2 separate regions of the Homo sapiens genome follow, and region 1 is linked to region 2. Evidence: read pairs that join two places in POLR2A ChIA-PET (ENCODE). Cell type or tissue: Panc1. All regions are shown on one strand. Links, peaks and the distances in the headings refer to the core of each region. The heading gives the core; the rest is flanking DNA. Region 1 overlaps SEMA3A (semaphorin 3A). Region 2 has its middle 29 kb from the start of SEMA3E.

What was found. ChIA-PET counts read pairs that join two places held together with the same protein. Peaks named below come from ENCODE experiments on the same cell type or tissue, not always from the same donor. Only the 100,000 strongest peaks of a DNase experiment are listed, where the experiment ranks them.
Region 1: POLR2A ChIA-PET joins it to region 2 with 15 read pairs; 1 of 35 experiments calls an interaction of 5 or more read pairs at or near these places.

What each region holds. Positions count from the first base shown.
Region 1 is chr7:84,110,394-84,126,662 of GRCh38, reverse strand. It overlaps SEMA3A (semaphorin 3A), which reads left to right. Exons shown (of 17, transcript NM_006080.3): 4 at 16,074-16,193. Among named protein-coding and RNA genes, the nearest start is that of SEMA3A, 76 kb to the left of the region's middle. In Panc1, for the core only: no CTCF peak of the experiment used is centred there; no DNase peak of the experiment used is centred there; H3K27ac peaks cover 2,091 bases.
Region 2 is chr7:83,670,242-83,686,510 of GRCh38, reverse strand. No RefSeq gene overlaps it. Among named protein-coding and RNA genes, the nearest start is that of SEMA3E, 29 kb to the right of the region's middle. RefSeq lists enhancers at 1-357, 1,041-1,540. In Panc1, for the core only: no CTCF peak of the experiment used is centred there; a DNase peak (open chromatin) is centred at 9,160.

The DNA.
Region 1 (16,269 bases), core at 4,317-12,316, 440 kb before region 2:
ACATTAAAATATTCAGTGAGATAATACCTGAGGATGAATAGAAATGGCTAATTTACCTATTTATAGCTTTTAACACACAGATGATAAGTAATAGATTTGAACAAATATATTACCTTTTCTGGCTCATCAACAGTGTAAGTATGATGATAATCAACTCATCCGGGCGCGGTAGCCCATGCCTGTAATCCCAACACTTTGGGAGGCTGGAGAGGATGGATCACTTGAGGTCAGAAGTTCGAGGCCAGCCTGGCCAACATGGTGAAGCCCCATCTTTACTAAAAATACAAAAATTAGCCAGGCGTGGTGGCACATGCCCGTGGTCTCAGTTACTGGGGAGGTTGAAGCAGGAGAATCGCTTGAACCCGGGAGGTGCAGGTTTCAGTGAGCCATGATCATGCCACTGAACTCCAGCCTGGGTGACAGAGTGAGACTCTGTTTCAAAAAAAAGTAAAATAAAATAAATAACTCACACAATTCCTGTAAGGCTCAAAGGAACCCATGCAAAATATTACGTAACTGAGATATTAATAACTAACAATATAAATATAATGTTAGTCATTATTGCTATTATTAGTATATGTAATAGAGTAGTATGGACAATTTCTAAGTGAAAACATTGTTAATGAAATTAATTCAACACTCCTTAATGGTTATGACCACTGCAGTGTTTCATTGTTCTGAATTTGATTTGGTCTGAAAATTTAAGGTAATAACCATGCTTATCTAGTTATCTTACAAATTATCTGCATATTCTAATACAAACTGAAGCTTTATTTGATTTCACGACTGAATCAACCCAGTCAAGCATATTTGATTTCATAATTGGATCAACTCATTCAATGGCTGAGATAGCAGATTTAATTTGTGTTTGTGATTTCTAAAATTATTCACCTCAAGGCATTTCCCACATCTTTTATGGGAACTTTCTCCTCTCTCTCCCTCTCTATCTTTGCCTCTCTCTCCCTGTTATTAATACAAAAAACTAAGGGATTCTTGCGGTTAGCCCAGATGTAGTTAGTTCAGCAGCCTCAATAAACTAATGATCCACAAGGCCCTGTGGAGGATAATTTAATCACTTAATCATGACTTTAGAGATTCACCTGCATCAGCCACCTTAGTAGCTGGGATTACAGGTGTCCACCATCACATCCGGCTAATTTGTGTATTTTTAGTAGAGACAGGGTTTTGCCATGTTGGCCAGGCTGGTCAAGAATACTTTCAAAGAAGAAAGGCAACTTCATTGCATTTTCCACACTTACTAAAAATGTTTATGAATTTTATGGAACTTAATTAAAAGGATCTAAGACATGGAGTTTGCTGAATCTGATAGAGTGACACCAGATCATTTCACAGCACCTTGTAATAAAGATTCTGAAAAAATATAAATCATTATGATAGAAGTGCATAGAGAGACACACATTTTTAAAAGTGCAATGGTGTGATAACATTGCCTTAATAATGTTTTCAAAAATCAGTTAATTAATTAATTGTAACATTATAAAATATTTGTGCTTTGGTATTTCTTCATATTCTGCATTAAATCAATTCAAGATTTTGAATTTTCTCCATTATGATTTATATAGTGAAAGGAAAACAGAAGTTTTTATATATTTTATTTCAAGGAAAAATATATTTTTCTTCCAGCTCTACTCAATGTTAAAATGTATTTCATACTATTTTGCTGATAACCCTTATAGATCCTTTAATATTGCTTTTCATACATTTTTTATGCAAGATATATTTTATTCATTTATAATTTTATTAAAATTTATTTTAATTTTCAGTTAACCTCATTTAAGTAATGCCTCAGTTTACATATTTTGTGCACTTCAAGATGATTCATGGCATTCATTGGTTATTTTTGGATTTTAATTTACAGATGCAATTTTTGCATTTCTTTCTTAATATATGATTTTAGAAATAGCTATTGGATGGATCCCTGGGATTTGTAACATCCCTTCCTTAATAAACATAAGAAAATAAATAGCATTATTATTTTTAACAATGATTTAAATAAACAATAAGAAATAAATATTAAGAAGAAAGAGGCTTTTTCTTTCATTTGACACCTGATTTGCAAAGTGACACAACGGACAGTTTGATGGAAATTCTGCACTGTATCTTGGGTAAATAATAGTCAGCTGTGACTTACAGACAATAATTCCTTTCAAAGGGCTCGGGTAATACTGAAAACCACAAGAATGGATGTGAGTGGCTGTGGCAGCCATCAGGGCTCCAAGACAGAATTGTAACCAAAATAGGAACTGACCTGAACATTTATAGTAAAGTAAACAAACAACCTCCTTACTTGTTATCCCTGATTTCCGGAGCCTGCACTTACCATTTCCTACTGATTTCCTCGAAAAGTCCACTGGAAATGAAGTGCCTTTAAACAAGTCACACTGGGTAAAATGCTATCTCTGCAGCATCAGATTCAGATAGAAGGCTACAATAGGAAAAGAGGGGTCAAGACACTGGCTAATCTTATGCACTTTTAGAGTGGGCCATTCTTATGCCTAGTTAAGGAAAAGCTCATTCCTATGGCTATGACAACACAGTAAACCAGAAACCAGGACATGCCACTGGATTGAACCTACATAGTTTCTGTGTCACTGAGTATGGTATCATACAGAAAAGTGAAACGTCTCCGCATTCTCTCATGCAGCTGGGATAATATAACTCATCATTACTCTCTGCCGAGTTTTGCACCAAACACATATATTAAATCAGCAGCTGTAATTCAAGCAACTATTCCACAAAGAATGGACTTTGTTGTTAAAGAGGAAACCTGTAGCCTCAGGCACATAGTTATACTCTCTTGCTCTCTCTCTCTCTCATATATATATATCAGGTTATCAGATAAATATATATATATAAGGTTATCAGATAATATATATTAAACAATAAGAAATAAATTGTATATTTTAAATATATATATTTTATCTGATATATATAAAATATATGTTTATCTGATAACACTTATTGTTCTTTTAATATTGCTTTTCTATATATTTATATATTTTTTCTATATAGAGTGTGTGTGTGTGCCTGCGCATGCATGTACATGCATGTGCTGGTGATGACATTTCTGATATTCATCTACATTTAATTTTCTCTTGTAGAACTGAATGTACAGGATATAAAACAAATCATCATATTAATATGTCTTTTTTGGTATTGTAGATTCTAAACCTTCAAATTGCTGTGGCATTTTTAGCATTAGAGTAGTGAAATGCTTATGAATTTTTCCATTGCTGTTACTTGAGAGCTGTTATTTGAAAAATATATATATAATGCAGTATATAATACTGTTGGACAGAGACCCTGGATAGGGAAATAAATACAGTCGAGATACCTGTATTCTGGCTGCTGTTATTCACCGTTACTCCCATTTTCGGTATTTTTCTAGTGCTTAAAATTCAGTTGGTTATACACAGTAACATTTCTATTGATGGATTAACTTCATTGACCCTGTTTTGCAAATGAAAGCTGAATACATTCTAAGCTGGTAAAAGAATCTGTTTTGAATCAATAGCTCTCTGAATCTTCTTTGTTTATCCTACTAAACCATCTCTCTTTGCACTAAATTTCAGTAAAACCAAATGGCAACCGTATGACTGTTAGAAATATTTTGAACATCATTGGAAATCAAAATTTCAACCATCTGAGAGGAACAAAAAAGCAGACTCTCATAACATTCTGATTCTTGGATACATTTCAAAGTGTTGTATCATGCACCTGAACTTTGAGACTTTTTAAAATTCTTGAGGGATTTATTTTTATATATTTGTCCTTAGTTGTTACTCCTCTTAATGATATGATATATTATAATGTCTATCATGTTTACTGTGGCTCAAATTGCAGGACCTCAATAGCACTAATTTTTGCCAAGTGAATGCAATGAGAATTTAAAGCTGCACATGCATCTAAAGTTACAGTGCATTCCAAAATGCCTATGTCAACCCTTAAATTTCATTACTTTTTCAAAGGTCAAATTTGACATGAACTTTCAATTTTTTAAATTTTATTTTAGACATATTGAGACATAATAAAACTGTATTAAGTGGATAATTAGAATTACCTTCTAATTTGGGAGCCTATCAAATAATAAAATTACATTACATTTCAAAATCCTCATGTATAATTGTTGGAATATAGTTTTTCATGGGTCTTCACATTTCTCACATCTTATGAGCAGACGCCCTGACTAGCTTTTTGCATGCTTTTTTAAAAAAAGATCTCTATGACTTTTTAATGATTGCCATTCTAACTGGTGTGAGATGGTATCTCATGTGGTTTTGATTTGCATTTCTCTGATGGCCAGTGATGATGAGCATTTTTTCATGTTTCTGTTGGCTACATAAACGTCTTCTTTTGAGAAGTGTCTGTTCATATCCTTCGCCCACTTTTTGATGGGGTTGTTTGACTTTTTTCTTGTAAATTTGTTTTAGTTCTTTGTAGATTCTGGATATTAGCCCTTTGTCAGATGGGTAGGTGTGGAGAAATAGGAACAGTTTTACACTGTTGGTGGGACTGTAAACTAGTTCAACCATTGTGGAAGTCAGTGTGGCGATTCCTCAAGGATCTAGAACTAGAAATACCATTTGACCCAGCCATCTCATTACTGGGTATATACCCAAAGGATTATAAATCATGCTGCTATAAAGACACATGCAAATGTATGTTTATTGAGGCACTATTCACAATATCAAAGACTTGGAACCGGCCGGGCGCGGTGGCTCACGCCTGTAATCCCAGCACTTTGGGAGGCCGAGGCGGGCGGATCACGAGGTCAAGAGATCGAGACCATCCCGGCTAAAACGGTGAAACCCCGTCTCTACTAAAAATACAAAAAAATTAGCCGGGCGTAGTGGCGGGCGCCTGTAGTCCCAGCTACTTGGGAGGCTGAGGCAGGAGAATGGCGTGAACCCGGGAGGCGGAGCTTGCAGTGAGCCGAGATCCCGCCACTGCACTCCAGCCTGGGCGACAGAGCGAGACTCCGTCTCAAAAAAAAAAAAAAAAAAGACTTGGAACCAACCCAAATATCCATCAATGATAGACTGGATTAAGAAAATGTGGCACATATACACCGTGGAATACTATGCAGCCAAAAAAAGGATGAGTTCATGTCCTTTGTAGGGACATGGATGAAGCTGGAAACCATCATTCTGAGCAAACTATCGCAAGGACAGAAAACCAAACACTGCATGTTCTCACTCATAGGTGGGAATTGAACAATGAGAACACTTGGACACAGGGTGGGGAAACATCACACACTGGGGCCTGTCGTGGGGTGGGGGGAGTGGGGAGGGATAACATTAGGAGATATACCTAATTGTAAATGACCAGTTAATGGTGCAGCACAGCAACATGGCACATGTATACATATGTAACAAACCTGCACGTTGTGCACATATACCCTCGAACTTAAAGTATCATAAAAAATTGTTTTATTAAGTTTAAAGTAAGAAAAAGCTGTTTATACAGTTACGATAGTGTTTTTCTCTGAAGTAGAAGGCTGGTTTGCAAATGGTCTTGGGAAACAGAGTGTCTCCCTCTGGAGCAAAGGGCAGATATGCGCACTGTCCGGTGCAATAAACATAACATCTCCATCAATATCTAAAGGTCAGCATGCTATACCTATTATAAAATATTTAGGTTTTTTCATCCAGAGTTCCTCTCCTATAATGCAACTAACCACATGTATAGGTATTACCTGACCCTCTTCCCAATGCCCAGTGGAAATAGCACAAGAAATTCTAATACTCTAGCTAGCACTATTTTTGTGAGTAATAAAGTCCTTTACCTCTGAACCCTGAGTCACAATCTTTTGTTAGTATTCATGAAAGCCTGGTAGGCTAACTTGCTATCTTTACAAATAGGGTAAAACCCCAGACCCTTTATAATTTTTGAAAATATCGATTACAATTTTATGTGGACACTCTGCATAATCTTACAAATGAAAGAATATGGTCAGTTTATCCATTTTAAATATGATTTTCATCAAGAATTTTGATGGCACTTCAGTTGTACAGATAACTGATTTTTGATGAATGCCAGTAAATGCCTTATCTTATGAGCATAGATTTTCATATGTATGTACCTGTGTATGTCTGTATCTGTTTGTGGGTAAATATCTGGTACACTGAACTGAATAATTACAGTTTAACTGTAGCCTTCAGAAGCAGTGTAATAATATCCAACACTTATGGAGAGCTTGCTTTATACCTGGTATTGATCTAAATGCATTTTGTATGTTAACTCGTTTAAGTGACTCATATTTGGTTACAAGTCCATATTTCTTTTCAAGTAATTAAACAAGCAAATTTTGCATATAAGGTAAAAGATACATGGCAAATAAAACTTTGTCATTAAGTTTATTTCAGAAATTAGGTAGTATTCATATTTTGAATTAATACATTTTACTAATACAGCCAAATAGGTTGGTATTAATTATGTTTGAATTGCCATGAACCAAGTCTCATACAGATAAACTTACATTTTTGGAAATCTTTTAGGGTCAGGATTAAAATTTAAATGCATTTTAATTTTTTTTTTTTTTGGTAAAGTAAGGCTAGCATTTGAAATACAGACATTTTATAAACATCTTTCAGAAGATTTGGAGATTTTGATTTGTGTTCCTTTTTTACTGAAAATTTCAATTGCATCCTTAAGTGGCTGAAATGAAGATAAAATATTTGGCATTGGTTAACAAATTATTATTTAGATTTGACTGGACACCATAATTCATCCATGCATCAGTGTACATACTTTTAGAGTACAGTAAGTATTTTATACTCTGGAAGGTTTATTATCATGATTTGACCAGTTCCTTCAGGAAAAAAGATTTTGGCCAATATCTTCTTACCTCATATTTAGCAAGTTGATCCAAGTCCCACTGACACGTAGTTTGTAATACTTGTGTTTAGTATTCTTCTATATGTGTCTGATAATCTTCATAAGTGGATTTCTACTCATTTCTGAGAGTACACTGTCCATCATATTTTGTATTTAACATGGACTCTGATAATATTTTACTCAGACGTGTTATGTCTCAAGACAAATATGCCATCACCAACTTTTGACTATTTTCCTTTTACTTGACTTAGAAACATAAAAATCATTTGTGCAATAACACTAAAAATCATCAGCTTCTTATGTCCACAGGACATCATGAAACTTTCCCAAAATTCTGCCATTTAATTTTAATATACGTCTACTTACTTTTGGACTTTTTAGTTGGTAGCATGGAAAACAGACTGCAAAATTATGGTAGCTCTGAAAACTTGACACTATTTCTAGAGATGCAGAATCTTGACTTTTGGCTTTAAGAGCAGAAAATTCCTGAAGCTTCTCACTATTCCATTCAAATTAGGTGCAAAATATACTGTACTATCCATGCTATACATGGTGTTAAATGTAACTATTATGTATGCATACATGTGTGCATGTGTTTATTCCATATGTATTCAATGCTAAAAGATAGTTTTTTTAGTATTGTGCTTGAAATGATACCAAAATTAATATAACTTATTGATTATAGAATTTAATATGCACTTAAAAAGCAGAAATCATTCATATTTAGAAGTAAATAAAATTATTAACTAATGACCTTTAGTCATTAGTTCTTACAACAAGCATGTGTGTATTTTTAAATAGGCCAAATTTATGTTCCCTTTATATTACATATCACAATGAGCTAGTCTATGGCTGTAAGATATATCTTTTCATCATGGTTTTACCAGAGACCAACTGTGTGATTGATATGGAAAAAGTTTTATTATGGGAATTAGACCTTATACAATCATGAGAGCTGGTGAAGAACTCTATGGAAGGCTACTGCCTGAGACAGGTAGTGGGCGTGAAGTTGTTGTAGGTAACTACAGTTGTTTATGTTTATAGAGGAAAAGCCGAACATGAAGTAGGAAGAGCAAGGAGAACTGAGACCCACAATCACAAACTAAGACCATAGTGTCTTTTACTACCTCTAACTTTCTTTGGGTCGATTTGGGTGACTTAAAGAAGAAACTGATGTCTTTTGTCATGGAGCTATACAAGTATCAGGACTCAGTCTTGTAGAAACTAACAAATGAGATTTGGTGGAAGCCAGAGGACCTGGAGGCCCAGGTACTGCCCCACGCTAACAACGTGGCCAGCAGATCAGAACAACCTGGGGAGTGTAATGGTTGCAGCTTAATTTATACCTCCCAAATCTCATGCAGATTTTGTTGATAGCCAGCCTAAACCAACCTATAGAAAAGGGAATTTGAGGAAATATTTTTCCAGCTTATTTCATTTGGCACAATACAATTCTGCCACAGCTATTGACTAACACACGCTGTATTTGCTGTTGTGTTGAGAAAATGAATCCTGGCATTTTTACTGCTTTGATAACAAGAGTGATTATAATTTATAAGTCTTCACTGCCAGAGGACTAGGCTTTCATAGAAATTCTATTAAACAAAATGCAATTGCCCTTGGTAGCAGAAATGGGCACAGAGTAATACTCAAAACCAATTTTGTTAAATCTATCTCTGTTTAGCACCAAGTATAGGCTTAAACTCTATTAACTACATCCTTATAAAGAATGAACTATTCATAATGGAGCTCTTGTCGTAATTGGTGAAATGGCATAATATGTAGAAGAGTGTGAGAGTTAAGCAGTCATAGAAATATCCAAACAATAGTGAAGTTTAATTATTTTAAGAATTGGATAACCAGTTACCTATCAATTAATAAGCGCTAGTCATCATGTTAAGTAATTTACATGAATATATCATTAATCTCATTTTTAGTTGAGGAGACTCAGGCTCAGAGATTCTAAGTAACTTTCTTATAGTCACACAGCAAATGGAAAATGCCTGAATAATTTTAACCCATGTCTAACTGACTTTAAAGCAGTGGTTCCCCAATCTTTTTGGCACCGGGGACTGGTTTCATGGAAGACAATTTTTTCACAGGCCAAAAAGGGGATGGTTTTGGGGTGAAACTGTTCCACCAAAGATCATCAGATATTAATTAGATTCTCACAAGGAGACCTCAACCTAGATCCCTTGTATGCACAGTTCATAAAAGTGTTCACGCTCCTACGAGAATCTAATGCAGCAGCTGATCAGACAGAAGGCGGAGCTCAGGCGGTAGTGCTGGCCGGCCTGCTGCTCACCTCCTGCTGTGCAGCCTGTTCTTAACAGGACCCTGACTGGTACCAGTCTGCCTGGAGGTTGGGGACCCCTGCTCTAAATTGTAAGACTGAGATACAAGTAACTACCCCAATTTCTGTTTTACCATTATGAAATTGTTCGTTTTGTCCTACATGTTTTTTCTTAAAGTTTTTGAGAATGCCTTTTCAAATGCAAATATCCTTCAATAAGTAACATCTTTACTACATATCACTAAACATAAATAAATTTAAAAATTCCAAATTTCTGAAATTTAAATGTGTGCATAAATTATTTCTACAAGTTGATATATACATATGGTTTGCATACAAATATCCACATATATGTGCATATTTGGGAAGATTACGATATATGGACGATATTTGAAGAAATAGTAAAATTGTGCCAGAAAAAAATGAAATTTGTAAAATTTCCTTTTTAATATCTAATTCTGTACAAAGCAGAAGATCCAAAGTTGGCTGACAGGTGACAAAATTCTGTTACCATGTATGTTCTGATGGTGAAAATATTTTAAGCAATGGTAAATTTAAGTATCTTTTAACCAAGCATCAGGTTGCCTCCAATTACCCACTTTCTTTTTAATGTTTGTATTACTCCATTAGGGCTACCATAATAAAGTGGCACAGACTGGGTGGCCAAAACAGCAGAAATTTATGTTCTAGTTCTGGAGGCCAGAAGTCCAAGTTCAAGGTGTAAGCAGGGTTGAGTTCCTCTGAGCCTCCTCTCTTTGGCTTGCAGATGACTGTCCTCTTGCTGCCTCTTCACATGGTCCTTCCTCTGTGCACTCATGCCCCGATGTCTCCTTATGTATCCAAGTTTCTTCTTATAGAGACACCAGCCAGTTTGGATTAGGGTCTAGACTAAGGGCCTCATTTTAACTTAGTCACCTTCTTAAAGACCCTAATCCCCAAATAGAGTCATATTCCCAGATGGTAGAGATTAGAGCTTCAAGGTATAAATTTTGAGAAAATGGAGTTCAGCTTATAACAGAGTCTCACAACTCTGGTTTGATAATTCATTTACCCTATGGGCATTTGACTTCTTTTCAAACCTTTTTATATTGTAAAAGTTCTTTCTTTCCGAATGTTCTACTTTTTAATCTCCTTTTAAAGCAACTAAACTTGGTCATGAAAAAAAGAAAGAAAAGGAAAAGAGTATACGTGTGAAATATGCCACAGGCACTTGCATTTGAATAAGTGATACATCAGTGTCTATGTCACAAACACTAAACTTGATTAGGGTCTTCAATTATTATAAGATGTATTAAGATAATATTTTATATTATAACTATAAAACAGACTTCAGTACTTTGGACATTAAAGACTCCAACAAAAATTAATTTTTGATATTAGGCAAGATGGGGTAGAAAGGAGGTAGATGTGAATGAAATCAAGCATTCCTCTAAAATATGGGCTCAGTTTTTCTGTCTTTCCCTAAGGCTACATCTCACATGCAATTAAAGATGCAGTTCATCTCTCTTTTATGTGTAATGATTTCTGTTATGGTAAAGGCATGTATGTTAGAATTAAATATGCCAAATAATTTTGTCCACAATAAATTCCTTTACATTGTAACTCTCCTTACTTCATGTAAACCAATGACTTGGTTGCATTAAGGCATGAACACTAAATATTCAGCACCTTGCATAAAATTGGAAACCACAGAATATCATTTTTGAAATCAGGGTGAGGATTGTGAGTACTTCATAATTTTCCTGGTTCGGTAGGAAACATATTTATGTAGATTTCCCAGAATATTTTTAATTGTCTGCATTTATTGCAATATGAGGTGAAGAAAGGTTATGCTAGGTACATATAATGGACCACAATCAAATCATGCAAATGAATGGCACACATCCTGATGAATCAGAGTGATAGTATAATATAAAAGAAAACATAAGCCTAAAAATAGATATCATAAGCTTCTATGGTCCACACAGAATTTCAAAGTGAATTTTTTGAACTCCTTTAAATAAAAGAAAATCACAGCAGTCAGCTTTTGCTAATAGCATGGTCTATAGTGCCTAGTGTATAATCATTTTGAACATGTTTGAAGGTTTCAAGTAATTTGAAAGAAAAATGTTTATAGAGTCTTGAACAATATTTCTAGGACTTCAAAACAAATAGTCAATCTGGAGGGGAAAGAGCAGTCAAATTGGGCACTTAACTGAAATGAGCATTTAAGTAAAATAATTTGGGAGCCTTGTACAGAGAGTCTTCATTTAGTTTAATCATATAATTCAAGCCACTTTAAAAGTTGTTTTTCAGTTATCATAGGTTTAATGGTGATATAGTTCAATTATTATGAATATGCCTACATACCAAAATAACTGGCTATATATAATGGTAACTTTGTTGTGTTAGTTGAGTCAGTATTATTTCAAATCTCTAAAAAATATAAAAGCATTGATGTGGAAAGTTCAGTTCATTTTATTATGGCATATTCTAAATACTGAAGGTAAAAATGCCTCCCAAAATGGACAGAACTGCCTATTCATCACTTAAAAAGATGAGTGTTAAAAAATTCCAAGTCACAAATTCAACATTAGAAGGCTAATATTATAATTATAACATGGTTTATATTTTAGTTTTATTAGATAAGCCTCTTTGGAGAAGAGATTTCTAACCTCCTTTAGTGAATAGTGAAGTATTAAACACAATTATGGATGATCGGATTACAGCTGTAATAGCACAATGTTAAAAGAAAAAAAAAGACTAAACATTATTGCCAGATAAGTGTGGAAAAGCTTAAATAGAGGAAGGGATAAAGTGAGTGACAGGAACAATCTCACGGATTACTGCTTTGGCACGAAGATTCCAGTATTCAGCTAGCTTGCCAGATAAATTGACCAGAGAAAAAGAAAGTCAACAGATTAACTTCAGGAATTAAGCTTATTAATGGGTTTTCAGGCAGAAATGTATCCACCCATCATGATAGGAAAAGGTTTCCTTTGCTTTCCCAGCTGCTAGATTATGCACCAAAATATTTCTACACAAACTATCGATGGGATAGAAGCATTTTTTTTCTTCTTTTTACAGGAATTCTCACTGACCTGAGTCAATGTTATATGCTACCCATTCATTTTGGACTGATTTATAGTTGAGCCAGAACAAGTTGTTTGATTTAATCATGAACTGAATATATTTGAATAGAGATTGTTCACGTTCACAAGTCTTCTCTTCTTTTCTCTTCGCTTACTTAGAGTAAAATTTAACTGCTCCATCCAGAATTTAAGAACATGCAAGGAGGTAATTGGAATTGGAGGTAAATCATATTCTTTTGTAGAAAGTATAATTATCGGAAGTTAGTTAAAAACACCTCAATTCTGTTTAATTTTCATGCATGGAGCAGTTGTTTTGACAGATGGATGGACTTTATTTTTGTAACCGTCCAGGAAAAGTCTGCGTAACACAGTCTAATCAGTGCTTCATATCTGCAATGTTTGTTTTTGAATCACTGTGCTTTTGGCTCCTGTATCTTTTTCTAGGGGTAGACATTTTCTTCTAAATTTATTTCTCCAGGTAATATCTTTATACATAATTCCTCTATCCATTTGATCTGAAAAGACAAGAGGCCCTTAAAAAAATAAGGGTAAGTGGTTTGTCACTAAGGGTGATGAATCATTACTCCTCAGGTGTGGCCTTGGATTTTACTGGTTTATAACTGCCCTTACTTTTATTTCTAGCTAACAATCTATAACACTGTTGCTCTGGGGAACATTTCAGTAAAATAAGAGGTCAATATGGTTGCCTGACTCTTGGGAAGCCAACTGCCAACTTGTTGCTAAACTTGTCTGTGTTCATCAACTTAAATTCCAAAAAGGATCAAGGTTTGAAAAATGAATTCATTTTGAACTGATTCCACTCTCTTTATTACATTGTAAATCCTCCAGTGCTGAGCAAAGCAGTGCAGTAGTTTAAGGCCAAAAAGTACATTACATTCTGAGTTTTAAGAATCGTCATGGTTCAAGAAAAGGTCAGAAACACTCTTCTTCTGTCTCCCTAGAGCAGAAATGTGTGAAGTGTGTTTCCTTTTTCTGCCACACTTCCTTCTTTTTTAGAGGAATGTCCAAGCTGCTTCCAAATAAAATGAATATCCTGTTTTGGAACACTCGAAAACCTTGGCAGCAACAAGCTAGAGAATGAAGGCAAATGAATGACAGGATTGATACTCTTTTATGTAGGTTTTCTGTTAAGAACAAATCCTTACTAACAATGTCTCTGTCAAATTTTTGCTTCTTCTCTGTCCAGTTCTTTTAATGCACTTTCCTCCTCCATTGTTTTCGATGAGTCTCCTCTCAACTATTTTTAACCAAATTTGAAAGTATTTCCTTCCATTCCTTTGTTTCATTTCAAGCATCTTTATATCCTCTAAGCCCAAGAAATTTCTCTCCCTTCTATTTGCATCAACCTTCACTTCCAAAATAATATTGAGCTTGCCCCCAGGGCATGGTAACAGTACAACCTGCTGCCAACTGGGAGAGTTCAGTGGGGAAATGAAGGGAATCATTCCAGGCCTTAGGCCAATAGGGTGAGTCTAGTTGCTTTGTAACACAGACAGATTCCCGTTATCAGCACTCTAGGTAGAACCCTTTGCCAGGTTTCACAGCTTTGGTCCTGTGATTGATTTTGTTCCAACAGCTCTGTAGGGGAATTGTTGTCATATTATAGTGGTTCCTCTTTAGTAGTTAATAGAGAACAAATTAAAATTATGATATTCAGTGGAGCCCAATTTCATAGTTAGCAAGAACCTTGAGAGTTTTTCAGTCATTAATTACAATCTGCTAGTTTCCTTGGAAGGACAGATGTAGTCACTATAAATTGCTAGTCAGTTATTCAATCTATAAGAGATAAAGAGCCCACAAATTCTGGGACATTATGATTCATAACAGTTGCAGAGGTGACATGAACCTTTGTTTTGTTCACAAGTCTTCTTACTGGTAAAATATGTTTTTCCTTTTTTATTAGGGAGAAGTAAGTTCACTGTCATATTTCTAAGGAGGCACTTAGGTGATACTGACAGGACTGAAAAATTGGGGTTTGTGGAAAAAATTGCATGCATATCTTTAAAGGCATGGCATGCAGACTGAAATCTTGTTCTTTTCTAGAATGAAAAAGACATCCATCTGGGTCTGCCACTATTATTTATTAGAATATCTGTTTGCTTACCAATATGTACACAGCCAATTTCTTGGTTTCAGCATATGGTGCTGGAACTGGTTATTTCTAATCTTGAATACTATAATATTGAGCCCACAATCAGAGATGATAATCTTTATATAAAAGCAGAGTATGTGGCCACCTATGTGTTTCAAAGTAAACATTTTCCTGAAAATGGCTTCTTTGCAAATGACTGAATTTTTTTTAAGAATACAGATAAATCCTTTGGGAAAGGCCCATGAATGCCTGGTTTGTAAATGAGTTTATCAGATGTTTCCCTTTCTACAACCTCTTTCCTCTGCCCAAGCCTTCATGCCCTATTCTCTTGGGGAAGGAGGAGAGACTCTTACAGAATGGAGAGCTTGTTGCTAAGAGTAGTGGAAGTTAAGTTATATCTGTTTCATAGTTTTACCCCTAAGAGGTACCCTATTTAAGTGAAACATGGATGAGATCCACATACCTTTTAAGCTAGGAAATTTTTCCTCATAACAACTTGCAAGATCAATTTATTTCAGAGAGTAATTTTATACATTGTAATGCCTTACCAGACAAAAGAAAGACTTAGGATCTGTGTAGCAAAACAGTGGAAGAAATTATGTTTATTTTAGTTACCCCCAAAGTACTCAGCATATGTTAGGAAAGCATGAGAGAGGAGTCATAACTAGAAACTTTCGCATTTTATTTTAAATAGGCCACATTCATTTTTAGGGCAATGTATTTTAGGGTCATCATCAGGTTTCATCCTAGAAAAATAAGTGATAATAGACAGCAATTATTTGAATTTAAATATCAATTAATCTGCTTAAATTTGGTTGCCTGATCCTTCTTTTATGGGGGCAATGGAATTAAGATAAAAATAATCAGCTGCAAGTATAGAATACAGATGTCATTTGGAAATGTACTCAAATAATTTTACCACCTCAGTTGTAAGCTCCAACTGACTACATAAAGCACTCTGAGCTTTCACTTGAAAAGTGGCAAGTCATAGAGAATGACTTTGGGAGTGTGACACACTTAGAAGTGCCAGGAACAACCCAGTCCTGTCATGTGTGCCCACCTTGCTTGTACTGTTGTCCACGCTTGATCCTTAACTGCATCTATAGTTACATATTTGGTTCTTAATTCCAAATGTTTATAGAAAAAAGAAAGTAGATAAGAAAGTCTATAGCCTTTAACAAAATAATTTGAATGCAGTTTTTATTATTTACCATGTGAATACTCATTTGGATATTTCCAAAATGGGTTACTAATGATGTTTAAACTTTATGTTTATTAGAGGGTCATATTATATTTTTGTTTTCTTTTCCTAAAATGGAACTGAAAACTGATTTTTGCAAGTAAATTTTCCCCATCATTTTGTTTGATTAATTCATTAGTTAATCAAGTAATTTGGTGCTCTCCTCATTTCTGGAAAAATCACCTGTGATTATTGATTGTCTAAATTTCTTTTCCACTTTTGTATAAATAAATTAAAAATAGTTTTAATGGAAGACTGACGGAAGGGCATAAAATAATTGTTCTCACCAGAGTAAGAAACTCTATATTTTAATGCATATTATAATATAAGCAAAACAATAGAATAATAAATAAGTCCTTAAAATGTTGTGAAAGGGATGCCAAAAAAAAAAAAAGAAAGAAAACAAAAGACAAATCTGTTCCAGCATGCCTAGCACCCTAGAGGATACCTCAGTCATGCTGATTGCTGAAACTCTTTGGTTTTCCTTTTGTCTTACAGAAAGAATGTGCTAATTTCATCAAGGTACTTAAGGCATATAATCAGACTCACTTGTACGCCTGTGGAACGGGGGCTTTTCATCCAATTTGCACCTACATTGAAATTGGACATCATCCTGAGGTAACGCTGGCTTTTTAAAAATTATATTTGTCCATGACCCCTTTCTATTCAAAATGCTTCATTACTAATTTCTTCA
Region 2 (16,269 bases), core at 4,495-12,494:
CAACTTAAATGTTCATTAATAATGTTATTGAACATAATCTATTGATATTTATTGATAGTCTTCATCAGTATTACTATGATTTTTTAAATAAAAGATGGCTTATACACAAAATATACATGCAGAAAAACATGCAACCTTTATTAACAAAATAAATATAATCATAGAAAATACATGTGATACTTTTTTTTTTTTGAGACTGAGTCTCACCCTGTCGCGCAGGCTGGAGTGCAATGGCGCAATCTTGGCTCACTGCAATCTCCGCCTCCTGGGTTCAAATGATTCTCCTGCCCCAGCCTCCCGAGTAGCTGGGATTACAGGCGCCCACCACCATGCCCAGCTAATTTTGTGTGTGTGTGTGTGTGTGTGTGTGTGTGTGTGTAGTAGAGACGGGGTTTCACCATATTGGCCAGGCTGGTCTCAGACTCCTGACCTCATGATCCGCCCACCTTGGCCTCCCAAAGTGCTGGGGTTACAGGCATGAGCCACCACGCCCTGCCAATACATTTTAAGACAAAAAGTGAATAATGAAATAGCACGAATAGTATAATCCCAATTTAATAAAATGTGTATGTATTACAAGAAGTTTATACTTACAGACACAAAAATGTTCACTTTAGATTTGTTAGGATATTGGGTTTATAGGTTTTCTTAATTTTTTTAAAAAAATCTCTGATTCTTTTTTGTACCAAGCGTGAATGATTTTATACTTAGAAAAATAAAAAACTAAAATAATACAAAAACAATTAGTGAATCATATACTGCTTATAACTTTAAAATAGACCAATAGTTATAATTTAAAACTTCAGGACTTGAGATAATAGGATTTTGAACACGTAGTCCAACTTCTTTATTTTTCAGAGAGCCCAGAGAGGTAAAATTATCTCCTGAGGTTATGCAACTCATTATTATTATGTATCCAATACATACCAACCTTCTTATTCTAAAATGCTTGAAGTCAGCTTTCTTCAATCCACATAATTAGGTAGACGTTACACATGATTACGTTATTTATAGCCATAAAGATTACACTACAATTTTGTGCAACACCATTTTCTGAGTACAAGATCTGGCCCATGCTGAATCTATAAATAGACTTTTAAGATAATGTACTTGTTTACCTCCACTGTTATTCTTCAATTTGTTGTTTGGTTTTAATTTTTAAATATCTGTTGAAATAAAACCAAGATAATTGTGGTAAGTTCTAATTGTGCAGCGTCCCTCACTTTGACTTATGGGGAAACCCTGGGCCCTCTACCTATGAGTCTTAAATACCTTCAGCTTGCTAAGGCCTTAGAGATGGTAAAGAGCTCCCTGCTGTTTCAAAGCCCTAGGTAAAGTGGAGAATCCACATTCCATCCATTCCTCCCTGGGAGGAAGGGAGTTCATCAGGCATTCAGTACAGATCACAGCTGCTGAAACCACCAAGGTGATTCCCACAGCCCTAGACATTAGATTCCCACAGCCTTAGACCTTTATGAGTTCTGAAGCTCTGCCCGAGGGTTCCTCCACAGGAGCACACCTCAGGCACCTGCTCCCTTCATCTTCTGGGAAACAGACGGAAGCCCAGGGCACTTTGTTAGATTTCTCACAGTTGCCTACACTGACAAGTTTGCCCCACCCCATTTCTTATTATTTCAGTTGTGTCAAAAGTTCAGAAATTTGAAATTGAGGAAATAGCCATGGAATTAGAATCATAGCAAAAAGTATGATTTCCTGTAACTCTTCAAGAAGTCCTTGGGATTTTATAAAGATAACCACTAACTTACACAATGGTGGCAACCAGAGAGAATTTTAAATAACTTGGCAGCTAATATCAATTTGTTTCTTAAGAAAACATACAATCAGGTAATTATTTCCACCAAATTTATTTAAAATTCACAGATGAGCACATTATAACTTTCTAATGGCTATGACAAAAATATAAAACTTTTTGACAAAATATGATTCTTAAGTTCAATGACTCATATTATTGCAGTATTAAACAATTTATATGAACAGAATAGGGTTTGGTTACATAAATATGTGTGGTGATAGTAGATAACTAACCGTCCTCAATGATGACCCCAAAGTGTTTGTAAAAGCATAAAGCAGTGAGATAATTATCTAGTCTTTAAATCTCCAGACATTTTCACCAAATATCAAAAAAAAAAAAAAAAAAAAATCAGAAAATCAGGCCAACCGCCTTGTTTTATATGTTTCTTCTTTTTCTTTAAAAGTGTATATGTTTGCATAGTGTTTGTTAGTTAATGAAAATGATGAAGAGGAGCTGCATGTACTTGAGGGCCATTTTTTAAAGAGGGAATTAATGTCATTTAATGTAGAGTTCTTGCTAAGTAACAAGTCTAAATGCTTAAATATCTTCTGGATCTCTCTCAGTCTCCACTGCCAGTTTAAGGATACCAGAAAGCTGAATTTTGAGCCTCAAGTTGTCCCCATGGGGGCCATAAAAACAAATAAGCTTTGAAAATTTTTGATTTCTAGGTTTAGGTGTTCATAATGCTTGTTAGTGTGTGCAAATAATCACATCCTCAGATTATAAAATAAAATTTTAAATTATTGAGTGACATAGTGATAATTGCACAGATTTGGCTATTTCTAAGACAATAAAAATTATAGAACCTACCACAATCACTACCTTTAAATAATTATAAGGAGAAAAAAACCCAAGATGTACAAATAAAAATAAATAGTAGAAATAATTCTGAAATATCTTTATATGTTGTACATTAGCTAACAATCATATATATATATATAATCATTGGATTGTTAGCTAATGTGTGTGTGTGTGTGTGTGTGTGTATATATATATATATATATATATATATATATATATATATATATGCCAACATTCTTCTCTCCTGGTGATGCGAATTACAGATCATGTTTCTCCATATAATTTCAAATGGAAATTATTTCTGAGAATATCATAGGTTAGTACCAACTGATAAAAATTTGTCACATAGATTTACAACATAAAATTATTTTGCCTCTTAAATTTTAAAGCTTTGGTTGTAAAACTGCTGAGAATGGTGATAGAAATTATGAACCTCCCTCCCAACACAGAGATCAAAGACAGCCACCTACAGAACACGTTCAAGGCGACGGTCATTTGGAAAAATAAGGAATTCATGAAATCCTAAGCCTTTTACTCCCTCTTCAAGCAACTATAATCTGGCTTCTATGTCTACTGAGAGTGACTGCATCATTAAGCAAACCAACAACTCCCAACCCCCACTGCCATATCCAAAGGTTCTTGTGTTATTAGAGTTTATATTTAAAGTTAGTTTCTATTTCCTTTTTGAGATTCTCTCTCTACTCCCTTGGATCTTTTATGCCCTATCATTGGTTAATAGTTTATTTCTCCTGGGCTCTTCTGTCTGAAACTTAAATGTTACTGTTCTCCTGAGAACATGTTGGAGCTGGTTACTGCCCATAAACACCTTTCAGTCTGTATCTTCCTAAAGTATTATACATTCTATTTTTTACCTTACGTCTCCACTATGTGTCTTCCTGGAGCCTTGTTTAGAATTTAGTGCATCATCCTGCACTTGCAGTTGTGTTTTCTCTTAATTTTGATAACAACAAGAACTCTGCCATCCAAGCAGACCAGGAGATGAGGCCTCCTTTTTGCTCACTACTTACCACTAAATAGACTAACACTTGCTGATTTTACCTCTTGCATGTTTATACATATGTTCTCCTCTCCCAGACACTGTAGCCACTCCTCCTAAAATCATGAATTCTTTTTCTTGGATCTCTGCAGCAACCTCCTATTACCAAATTTTCTCTTTTCAAACATAGCCTCCTCAAAGCTGCCAAAGTGATTTATGTTAAACATAAGCTCAAACATTTGAAGTCTGTGCTTCAAATCATCAAAAGATGTCTCATTACATAAGGGATAAAGTTAATGCTTTTGGCAGATCATCCAAGGCCTCCGTAATCTTACCCTTTCCTAGATCTCTAGCTTCATCTTTGCTCTCTTCCTCTTCCACTCTAAACTCCTCCCTGCCTTCCTTCCTCATCCCATTCTCTCAGTCCGGATCCTTTGCCCTTTCCTCCAGCCTTTCATCTTTTGGAAATTTTCTATTTGTCTTTCATGTTTGATACAGCTCTTATTTCTTCTTGTAAGCCTTTTCTGACCCACTTCCCACCTACAAACCCCAACATACATACACTTCGTTTCCCAGCAGGAACTGATAACCTTGACAATTAATAAAATCTAATACTACCTGTCATTTTATATAAATTTAATGTCTTCACTTTGACTTTGAATTCATGTCTTAACCCACTAAAACCTGATACTCACTATCCCACTCCATTGAAGTTAGTAGAAACAGAACAGTCTTTAGTCTTTTTACAGATAGACAATCTGAGTCATTTGACCATATTGGCTTCTTCACAGCATACTTGTATCACATGTAAACACCAGCTTAGCCTTTGGTTCATTATACAATCTTCAGCGAGTTATTTGACATATCTGTCTTGGATTCCTTATCTATAAAATGGGTTAAGAATATAATCTACATAAAATTTGTATAATGTGTTAATACATAGAAACTGTTTAGAGCAGTTCTTGCCCCATCATAATTATTATTATTAAGAGTTGATACAAGTAGTAGATATGAGTGTAGAAATGTTGATGGCTATTATGAAACCTTGGTTGTTGGTCTTCTTAGTTTAAAATAATTTAAACAAGAGACATAGCAAAGAAGATGCAGCATACAGCAATTTATTGCAAAGGAAAATAATATTTTGAAAGTTAGGTGCAGAATATACAGTACACACTGAGAGAGAGTATTCAGGGTAGGCTGCTCATAAGGATGAGACAGGAGAGACTGGCACGAGGGAGACTCCCTTTATGTGAGTTTTACGTAATTATTCATAAGGAGGTAGAAAGAAGTGTTACTAGTAAGCATGGTCTGGGTAGTCCACATGTGCAGTTGCTGTACATGCTTATTCATACATCACATGTCTCATTAGCACTTTAAATCTCCATCCAGGGTGTGTTTTTTACTGTTATAATGAGCATAGTTCAGTCAGAGGACAGGTAAAATCAAAATGCACATGCTCTCTACAGGGGAAATTCCCTACTGGAGTTAGCTTTGCTTGAATGAGCTGGACTACAGTGCAAACGCTGGAGCCTACTGTATGGTCACCACAGTGGCCACATCTTGAGAACATGGTTATTTCCTTGACTACCCATTCGACCTCATAAGTATACAAGATTATTCAAAAGGAATAAAATAAGTCTTATCCTGAAGAACTGACCTTAGCAGGGATCTAATAGGTCTTTTCCAAAAATAGTTATAAAACTTTTCTTTAAATCAGGATGTAAATGAATGACAATATAATAATAATTTTCAAAGTTAATAAAATAATACAGATAAACAGTATTGAATGTTTTTAGTATCCAATTTAGGCATAAGAAAATTCTTTCATTTAAAATATGTCCTTCCTTGCCCACCTTAATTAAATCCATTTTGGTTTTGTAGATAATAATAATGTTGAAATAACATTTTTATACATAATAATAAGTTTTCTTGGCCTTTACTCCACCTTCATTATTCATAAAATTAAACATGTATGTTCCTTTCCCCTCCAAAAATATATTCTTTCCATTACAAAAATAATCACTTACATTGTTACAGAAATACATATGGCTGAAAGTCTCTTTATACCTTTATCATTAAAGGTATTATGTAATTTGTTTGCTTTTCTAAAAAAATTTTTTTAAACCAAGATCATAATCATTTAATAAAAAATATATCTGCTGTATTTTAATCAAAAGAATTGCTACTAATGTTGATGAGGTTAACTGTTAAAGTAGAAACAATGACGGGCTCCGTGGCTCATGCCTGTAATCCCAGCACTTTAAGATGGTGAGGCAGGAGGATTGCTTGAGCCCAGGTGTTCAAGAGCAGCTTGGGCAATATAGTGAGACCTCTGTCTCCACAAAAAGGGAAACAGCCAAGCAAGGTGGCATGTGTCTGTAGTCCCAGCTACTCAAGAGGCTGAGGTGGGAGGATTGCTTGAGCCCGGGAGGTTGAGCTATAATCATGCCACCACACTCCAGCCTTCCAGCCTGTGCAACAGAGTGAGATCCTTGTCTCAAAAAGGAAAAAAAAAAAAGGTAGAAATGTTGTCTTTCTTTTCTTCTTCCAAATGAGTATCTCAACTCATTGACACCACATTGTCCTTGTATTATCTCACTTGGGAACTGCCTCCCTTAGGTCATTCCTTTTTTTTTTTTTTTTTTTTTTTGAGACAGGGTCCCAGGCTGGAGTGCAACGGCACAGGCTTGGCTCACTGTAACCTCTGCCTCTCAAGCTCAAGTCATCGTCACACCTCAGCCTCCCAAATAGCTGAGACTACAGGTGTGCACCACTACACCTGGCTCATTTTTGTGTTTTTTATAGAGATGGGGTTTTGCCCCATTGCCTAGGCTGGTCTTCAACTCTTGGGCTCAAGCAATCCAGCAATCCACCTGCCTCGGCCTCCCAAAGTGCTAGGATTACAAACATGAGCCACTGCACCCAGCCCATTTCTTTTTCTTGAGATCTTTTTCTTCCCATATGCTCCAACAAAGCTTACTTGATCAATGCTTAATTTCTCCATGACTTTTCTGCTTTATTAATAGATAATGACAATAGAAAATAAATTGGGGGTATCTTAAACCTCAAAAGTAATGTGTAGGTTTTGAACTAGGGATCTTTGGACACACAACAGAAATGGATTTAGTCGTTTATATTTCAGTGCTCGGGGAGGTCATATTTTGGAAAGGTGAGCTATCTGGTATCTCAAATTAAACATACGGAGATAAGAATCCAACCCCCTTCCTATGAGATTGGTTATATATATACAGTATTTGTATGGTCTGAATTATACATATAAAGTATTTGTATGGTCTGAATATGAACTATTCACATTTGTTTATTTTAAAAATATACTTTAGGAAAATATAATTTTATCATAATCTACTTTGTAAGAATTAAGTGATGTTGGTAAAATGATTTCATAAAAGATTGCCAATCATTAGATTAATATGAAAATTTTAAATTCTGAATGTGTGTTCTATTTTTGAAAATAACACAAATTAATAATTAACCTTTAATCTCTATATTAATACATTTTATTTCATTTTGAAATCTTTTTATAATACGGTAACTCATGGCCCAAAGATGTGCTTTGACTGCTAACATGGGACAATCTATTTTATTCTGGGAATTCTCAAATATATCCCAAATAGGCAAATCCTATCTTATAAAGTATTCAAATATTAAGTGGTGAAGACTTTAATTTTTAGATAATTAGAAAATCATTCAGCCCTTAAATTAATAATTTTTTTAAAAAAGTTATCTAAAGCTAATATTGAAATAGACTATAGGAGAGTCCCAGAAGCTAGCCTCTCTTAAGAGCTCTGCTAGGACATGTTCTAATAAGTTTTTTGACTTCAGGAATCTAGAGTTGGTGTTGATTAAATTCCTCACCCCTCCAGTACTGACTCCAGCAACCCTGCAGCCTCACACAGACCTACAGCCCTTGATCCTACCACCTCTACACTCCCCTCCCAGTCCACCTTGATCATTCTTCTGCAGCCCAGTGACAGTCTATGGTCAATCTTTATGATCATTTTTCTGGATACTCTCTCTACTCTCTTGTCTCTCTTTCTTCACTATATATGCTTAGCAAAATACCTAAACCTACTACACCTACTGCTTTCTGCATCTCAGCTAATAAATCTCCATTCTTCCAAATGTTCAGGCCTGACCCAGCTATTTACTTTACATACAATTGATTAGCAAATTCTATCAGTTCCACCTATAAAATACGTACATCAATCATTTTCCATCAGTTTCAATACTCTCTTTGGTCCAAGCAAACATTATTTTTTTTCTGAATTGTAACAGTTTCCTAACAGGTATACCAGATTGATCGTTCTTCTCTCCTTATGTTCCCAGTCTGTTTTCAATACAAAAGCCAGAGTATCCCTTTAAAAACATAAATCAGATTATGTCTCAACTCTATTTGAAAGACAATTGCTTTTATTCTCGTCTGACAAGAAGCCTCCACTTCTTTGCCTTATTCTCTCTCAGGTCTCATCTTTTCCTAGCCTCTCCTACTTGTCAATTCACTACAACCCATCTGTCTTCTTGCTCTTCTTGGGTCATTCTAGCAATGCTCCCAGGTGCTTCACAGCCTTTAAACTTGTCCCTTTGGCCTGGAATGCTATTTTCCCTGGAGGCTAGGTTGGTTGAGGATGGAGAAGGGCTTGTTTCTTCACCTCCTACAGTTCTTGGTTTAATTATCACCTTCTCGCAAAGATCATTACTAATCATAGGATTTAAATGTTATCATCTCAATGACCCCACTTGCTTTTCTTGAGTTTTTTCTTTATCACATTTACACAATACAATTTATTCTACTCATTTGTATTATTTACTTTCCTCATGAGATGTAAGTCCATTATGTCATTTGTCAGTTTTATTTATTGTTGAATTCTCTGTAACTAGCACAGTGCTTGAACACAGTTTTTGCTCAACACAAGTTTGTTGAATATATTCAGGAAAAAACATACAACTGGTTTTTAGTCATCATAAATGGTAAGAACTTGGGCTTTGGAGTCAAAGATCTTGTGTTCATTTTTTGGCTCCACCAATTATGAGCTGTGTGAGCATGGAGATAATAACCATGTCCATCTCACAGAGCAGTTGTGATATATTAATGAAGAACAAGCCCAAAGGGTATGTTTTGGAGTTCCTGGCCAGAGTAAACACTGGTCACTGTTTTTATGAAAGTATTTTTGAGTGGGCGGGGAAATGTGCTGTGTATCCTGTATGCTGTATCTCATTAAGTCTGCTTGCCTATAAGTTAAACATGAAGTGCTGTTGCCTCTGGGGACTCCAAGAATATCCGGACTCCTCCAGACTTTTAGACTAAGTGAAGATACGGGGTAGGTTGATGTTTTCTTTAGGGTTGTGTCATGTCAAGTGTCCACTGGACATATCTTAATTTATTCTGCAATTACTCATACTCACCAGTACTTATTGGAAATGTAAATAAAGGATACTATAAATTATGATGAAAAGGATGGAGAACCATAGGATAAATAAAGAGGAGCTAAAAATAATCACTGAAACCTGAGCCAGTCCAGAGACTGTGGTAGGTCCCAGAGGGGATTCCTGGCTCTAGGGATCCCCTAAGGCCTTCAGGGTTTACACTTTCCATTTGGGTGTGGGCCTGTGACTCAGGCTGAATCATCCCCACTGAACTAGTCCAGCTGTTTCCATTTCCAGAGCTACGAGAACTTCCTTAGTCTGCAGGTTGTTTAAAGTAGTCACTTAAAGCACTTTAAAAATTGTCGAAGTGACTTCTGCCTTAGAAAAGCAAAAAATAAATTCTGCTGTTTTTAGAGGTATGAATCAACCTGGGAGCCCAATCCTAAATTACAAAAAGTGGAAAAAACTTACCCTAACTCTTCATTTAGAAACCACCTTTGCACCTGGACACTTGATTTAACAGCACATTCTAACGTGGAAGAAAAAGAAGAGGAAAAAAAAAATTAAACTCATTAAGAATAGTAACTTTGCAAAAAAAAAAAAAAAAGCCTTTGGTCACAATTTAGGAGTTGAAAAAAAAAGAAATTAAAACTCTTCTCACTCTAACTTAGAGTTCTATAGGATTGTTAGGATCTGCAAATATATTTGAATAGAAATCAAATTATTTAGGAAGAATATATTTTATTACTGTTTGTGGAAGATTTTGCAAGGCAATATGTGGTAGAATATTCAAAGTACTAGAGATGAGTTAGATCAGACTCTGGCTCATTTCCCAGGAAATATAATATTGTATAAAGAAAAGCAGTATAATCAGTTTCTTATGCTACCCATTCAGGTGTCTCACGTTTACCGGAAATTTAAAACAGATCTTCAAAGAGAAATCGACTTAACATGTAAAAGAATAAGACCAGATACCAACAGAAGCTAAATGGTGTTCTTGTGTATAAAAATTTTGAATGCATAAAATTTATAATTTTATAGAATTAGTAAAAATAAATAGAAAGGAATGTTGATAGACATAGAGTTAGAATATGTTCATTAAGTAAAAAAAAAACAAAAAGCCCAATTTTACTTCCATATGGAATATAACCAAATAATCCTGTTGCAATTGAAAGGCTAAAGCAGAATAAGAAATGCTAACACTGTGTTAGGTACAGAGATGTCCTCTGTAGATGATGAACCAGTAAGTAGAAGAAAATTTAGCTGTAAACCAAGCTCAGAATTAAGTGGGCAAAGAGAAGCTAACAAAAATGCCTGAAATTAATGAATAGGTAGGTTGGCCCATATTAATATTCAAATATTCAACTTGAACTTACAGTGATTTTTTTTTCTTGTGCTTTTGAAGTTATTTTTCAAAGATACATAATTTTTAAGTCACAGACATAAATTGTTGCCAGAAAGGTTCAGGTAACAGATCATGAAAACGTAAGCATTATTATGATTATTACTAATTCTGATATTTTGCTTTATAGCATAGATTCTTAATAGGTTTTGTATCACCAGCTCTTGCTGTTTGTAAGGCATTTTTGGTTTCACAATGACTGGGGACACTGTCAATGGTTATGGTTGATAGCCAGGGGTGCTAGCTGTCCTGCAATTCAAATCAATTAAGCCTTAAGGAAAGCATAAGGCATAAGGAAACCTTTTTTTTTTTTTTTTTTTTTTTTTGAGACAGAGTCTCACTCTGTCGCCCAGGCTGGAGCAGTGGCGCGATCTCGGCTCACTGCAAGCTCTGGCTCACTGCAAGCTCTGCCTCCTGGGTTCACGCCATTCTCCTGCCTCAGCCTCCTGAGTAGCTGGGACCACAGCGCCTGCCACTGCACCTGGCTAATTTTTTGTATTTGTAGCAGAGACGGGGTTTCACCATATTAGCCAGGATGGTCTCGATCTCCTGACCTCGTGATCCGCCCGCCTGGGCCTCCCAAAGTGCTGGGATTACAGGCATGAGCCACTGTGCCCAGCCCAGGAAGACTTTCTTACACAGTTTTGAAATATTTCGCATTGAGAGGCAGGGCTAGCTGGATTTCGTAGCCTAGCTAGGAAGGTGACTGCATCCACCTTTAAGCCCCGGGCTCGCAACTTAGCTCTCACCCGACCAATCAGGTAGTAAAGAGAGGTCACTAAAATGCTAATTAGGCAAAAACAGGAGGTAAAGAAATAGTCAATCTTCTATTGCCTGAGAGTACAGCAGGAGGGACAATGATCAGGATATAAACCCAGGCATTTGAGCTGGCAACGGCTACCCTCTTTGGCTCCCCTCCCTTTGTATGGGAGTTCTGTTTTCACTCTATTAAATCTTGCAACTGCACTCTCTTCTGGTCCATGTTTGTTACGGCTAGAGCTGAGCTTTCGCTCACTGTCCACCACTGCTGTTTGCGGCTGTCGCAGATCCCCCGCTGACTTCCATACCTCCGGATCCGGCAGGGTGTCTGCTGTGCTCCTGATCCAGCAAGGCACCCATTGCTGCTCCAGATTGGGCTAAAGGCTTGCCATTGTTCCTGCAGGGCTAAGTGCCCGGGTTCATCCTAATCAAGGTGAACACTAGTCACTGGGTTGCAGGTTCTCTTCCGTGACCCACGGCTTCTAATAGAGCTATAACACTCACCGCATGGCCCAAGATACCATTCCTTGGAATCCGTGAGGCCAAGAACCCCACACAAGGGTTGCCACCATCTTGCAAGGGGCCCTCTGCCATCTTGGAAGCTCTGGGAGCTAGTGTGTCCGGAAGTGGTGGGTTCTTAGTCTCACTGACTTTAAGAATGAAGCCGCGGACCCTCGCGGTGAGTGTTACAGCTCTTAAGGTGGCACGTCTGGAGTTTGTTCCTTCTGATGTTTGGATGTGTTTGGAGTTTCTTCCTTCTGGTGGGTTCGTGGTCTCGCTGGCTCAGGAGTGAAGCTGCAGACCTTCAGGGTGAGTGTTAACAGCTCTTAAGGCGGCACGTCTGGAGTTGTTCGTTCCTCCTGGTGGGCTCGTGGTCTCGCTGGCTTCAGGAGTGAAACTGCAGACTTTGGCGGTGAGTGTTACAGCTCATAAAAGCAGTGTGGACCCAAAGAGTGAGCAGCAGCAAGATTTATTGCAAAGAGAAAAAGAACAAAGCTACCTTTCACAGTATGGAAGGGGACCCCAGCGGCTTGCCACTGCTGGCTCAGACAGCCTGCTTTTATCCTCTTATCTGGCCCCACCCACGTCCTGCTGATTGGTAGAGCCAAGTGGTCTGTTTTGACAGGGCGCTGATTGGTGCGTTTACAATCCCTGAACTAGACACAAAGGTTCTCCACGTCCCCATCAGATTAGTTAGATATAGAGTATAGACACAAAGGTTCTCCAAGGCCCCACCAGAGCAGCTAGATAAAGAGTATGGATTGGTACACTCATAAACTTTGAGCTAAACACAGGGTTGGTGTTTTTACAAAACTTGATTGGTGTGTTTACAAACCTTGACCTAGATACAGAGTGCGGATTGGTGTATTTACAATCCCTGAGCTAGACATAAAGGTTCTCCCAGGCCCCACCAGACCAGCTAGATACAGTGTGGATTGGTGCACTCACAAACCCTGAGCCAGACACAGGGTGCTGACTGGTGTGTTTACAAAACTTGAGCTAGATACAGAATGCCGATTGGTGTATTTACAATCCCTGAGCTAGACATAAAGATTCTCCAAGTCCACACCAGACTCAGGAGCCCAGCTGGCTTCACCCAGTGGATCCCGCACTGGGGCTGCAGGTGGAGCTGCCTGCCAGTCCCACGCCATGCGCTCGCACTCCTCAGCCCTTGGGTGGTCAATGGGACTGGGCGCCGTGGAGCAGGGGGCGGCGCTCCTCGGGGAGGCTGCACAGGAACCCACGGAGGTGGGGGAAGGCTCAGGCATGGCGGGCTGCAGTCCCCAGGCCTGCCCCGAGGGAAGGCAGCTAAGGCCCGGCGAGAAATCTAGCACAGCGCCGGTGGGCTGGTACTGCTGGGGCACCCAGTACACCGTCCGCAGCCGCTGGCCCGGGTGCTAAGTCCCTCATTGCCCGGGGCCGGCAGGGCCAGCCGGCCGCTCCGAGTGCGGGGCCCGCCAAGCCCACGCCCACCTGGAACTCCAGCTGGCCCGCAAGCCCCACACACAGCCCTTGTTCCCGCTCGCGCCTCTCCCTCCACACCTCCCTGCAAGCTGAGGGAGTGGGCTCCGGCCTTGGCCAGCCCAGAAAGGGGCTCCCACAGTGCAGCGGTGGGCTGAAGGGCTCCTGAAGTGCCGCCAAAGTGGGAGCCCACGCAGAGGAGGCGCCGAGAGCGAGCGAGGGCTGTGAGGACTGCCAGCACGCTGTCACCTCTCACTAGGACACCCCTTAACAGCTTGACATTCATATAGTTAAAATGATTGCAGGGTGCGGTGGCTGATGCCTGTAATCCCAGCACTTTGGGAGGCTGAGGCAGACGGATCACCAGGTCAGGATATCAAGACCATCCTGGCTAACACGGTGAAACCCCGCCTCTACTAAAAATACAAAAAATTAGCCGGGTGCGGTGGCGGTCGCCTGTAGTCCCAGCTACTCAGGAGGCTGAGGCAGGAGAATGGCGTGAACCCGGGAGGCGGAGCTTGCAGTGAGCCGAGATCGCACCACTGCACTCCAGCCTGGGTGACAGAGCAAGACTCTGTCTCAGAAAAACAAACAAACAAAAACAAAAAAACCACTCATGATTATTTGAACCTAGAATTTCATTCTATTTTACATATAAACCAAAAATTACTTTTGTATGTTTTTCAAATTTGCCAGATTTTTCAGGAATGCGCTCTAATGTAAACGTAAATGTACATTTATTTATGTTGATTTGTTTTTATGATCTCCAAATACTATAGGAATTCTACTGGCTCTCTAGCTTAAGGTCTAAACTGAAATTAGCTTACTGGTCTTTTTCCTAATCTTGTTCCTTGGTGCAACCTTCTGTGACTAGAGACAAAGAATCCTGACCCAAGTAAAATAATAGTTCTCCTAAGGCCTAGAGAAGAGCTACTGTCAGCTAACCACTACAGATCTCCTTTCCCTGGTTTCCCTGAATCTTACAGGGACAAAGGGACCTCCCATGGAGAAGTAATCACAAACTCATTTTTACCTTACCAGCCTTAGGAAAAAGGAAGCAATTTAGAAAGGGAGAAGAATCCAAACAGAGTTCCTCCCTGGAAAAACTCTTCTAACACAATAGCCTACTTTGTCCCTCTGTTAATGGTGAGAAAGAGTGGCCTAGAGCTATTGCTACAGCGTATAGCCAACACTTATAATAAATTACCAGAGCTACTCATTTTCGGGTGGTAGTTGGTTTGTTTTTGTAGACTAGTTTGAGATAATTTTGTCAAAAAAGGAAAAGAACTAAATAATTATAACCTAATAATTTTTATAGATTTTATATGCACATTTATTATTAGTATGTAAGGAATGAACATTTAAATATCTTTGTAGGCACATAACTTTTTATTATTATTATTACATAAAAAAGGAGAACTTACACTCCAGCCTGGTGACAGAGTGAAACCCTGCCTCTAGAAAAAAAGAAAAGAAAAAAGAAAAAAAAATTCAGTCTCAGTATCCTGGCATATGTCATTATATTGAATATTTTATATATTCTATGACATTTATAAATTTTCCAGTAGACATTTACTGGAGATCAATGCTCTGTAACCATTTCTTTTACCATATATTTTTCCTATCTTTACTTAAACCACTTACCCAGATCCATTATTACTGATTTTCAGTAAAAGAGGGATGTGAAGTCACACATACATGTGCACACACACACGTGCACACACACACATACACACACGCACTAGAAAACATCCTGGGAATGATGGTTTCAAATAACTCTTACATTTTGCATATTACATCAAAATGGCTATCCAGAGCTTTACTACCTGGAGTGTGGTTCGTGGAAGAGCAATAATTGACATCACCTGGAGCTTGTTTGAAATGCAGAGTTACAGGCCGCAGAATCAGTATCTGCATTTTTATGAATTTCCTCTTATGATTTGTATACGTACACAGTTTAAGGAACAACGATCATGAAAAGGGTCAGCAAACTTTCTGAAAACGACCCAATAGTAAATATATTAAGCTTTATAAGCCATTCACTTTATAAGCCATTAACTACTTAACCCTGAAGGGGTAGTGCAAAAGCAGTTGGAGATAATATGAAAACAACTCTATGGTTGTGTTTCAATAATACTTTACTTATGAACACTGAAATTTTATTTTCACATGTCACCAAAAAGTATTCAAACTATTTTTCCTTGAATACTTTTTCATTACTTAAAATGTAAGAATTCTCCTAGGTCACTGTGGGCTACCAGATTTAGCTTGTTTGCTGCAGTTTAATGGCCTCTGATCCAAAGCAGTTTAACCTTCCATAAGGTGATATTCTATGCAGAGTTAATAAAATATCTGAGAAGCCAAAAGTAGAATTTCAAATAAAAGGAATCTAGTTTCAAACTCCTGGAAACCATGTTAAAGACAAAATGACAACAAAATAAGACAATCATGAAAAGAAAATAAATTCTCATTATTATCTATGCATATGTAACATATATATGTAATATATGTGGGTATGTATATAAAATATATATGTATATATTTATATATATAAATATATGTATGTAATATGTGCTTATTATAGAATATATTAAAAAATGAAAATATTTAAGCTATGTAAATTATTTCCTCCTGAGACACACTGTTAAACTCTCAGTCTATTTCCTATATTTTTGTAAGTATACACAACCATTACTGTATATATAATTTTATATTCTAATTTTCCCAGGTAATTCTTTTTCATAAACTTTTTATATATCTATAAATGGGCTTCCAAAATACATAATTTTAAAGGACAGCCTAATATTCTAATATAAGGATCTGTTGCAATTCCTTAGGCTTTGGTATTTTAAAAGACCTGTAGAAAACACAGTGAAGATGACTGAAAGTTAGGAGAATGTATAATGATTACTCAGTATAACAAACTAAACCTTAAAAAAGGAGTGGTTGCAGACATGCCCAATTATAGAGTACAGAAGGACCTCATTTGATGCTACTCAATTGAAGAGCATTAATTGAAGAATCACCTCCAGGAAGGGTGGATACTTATATACACAAAGGAGAGATAACTAGGTACGTTTTTCATTGTAAAGTTAATGCATATTTTAAAAAGCTTTTTTTAAAAGTAAGTACAAGGTATTTGAAAAATCC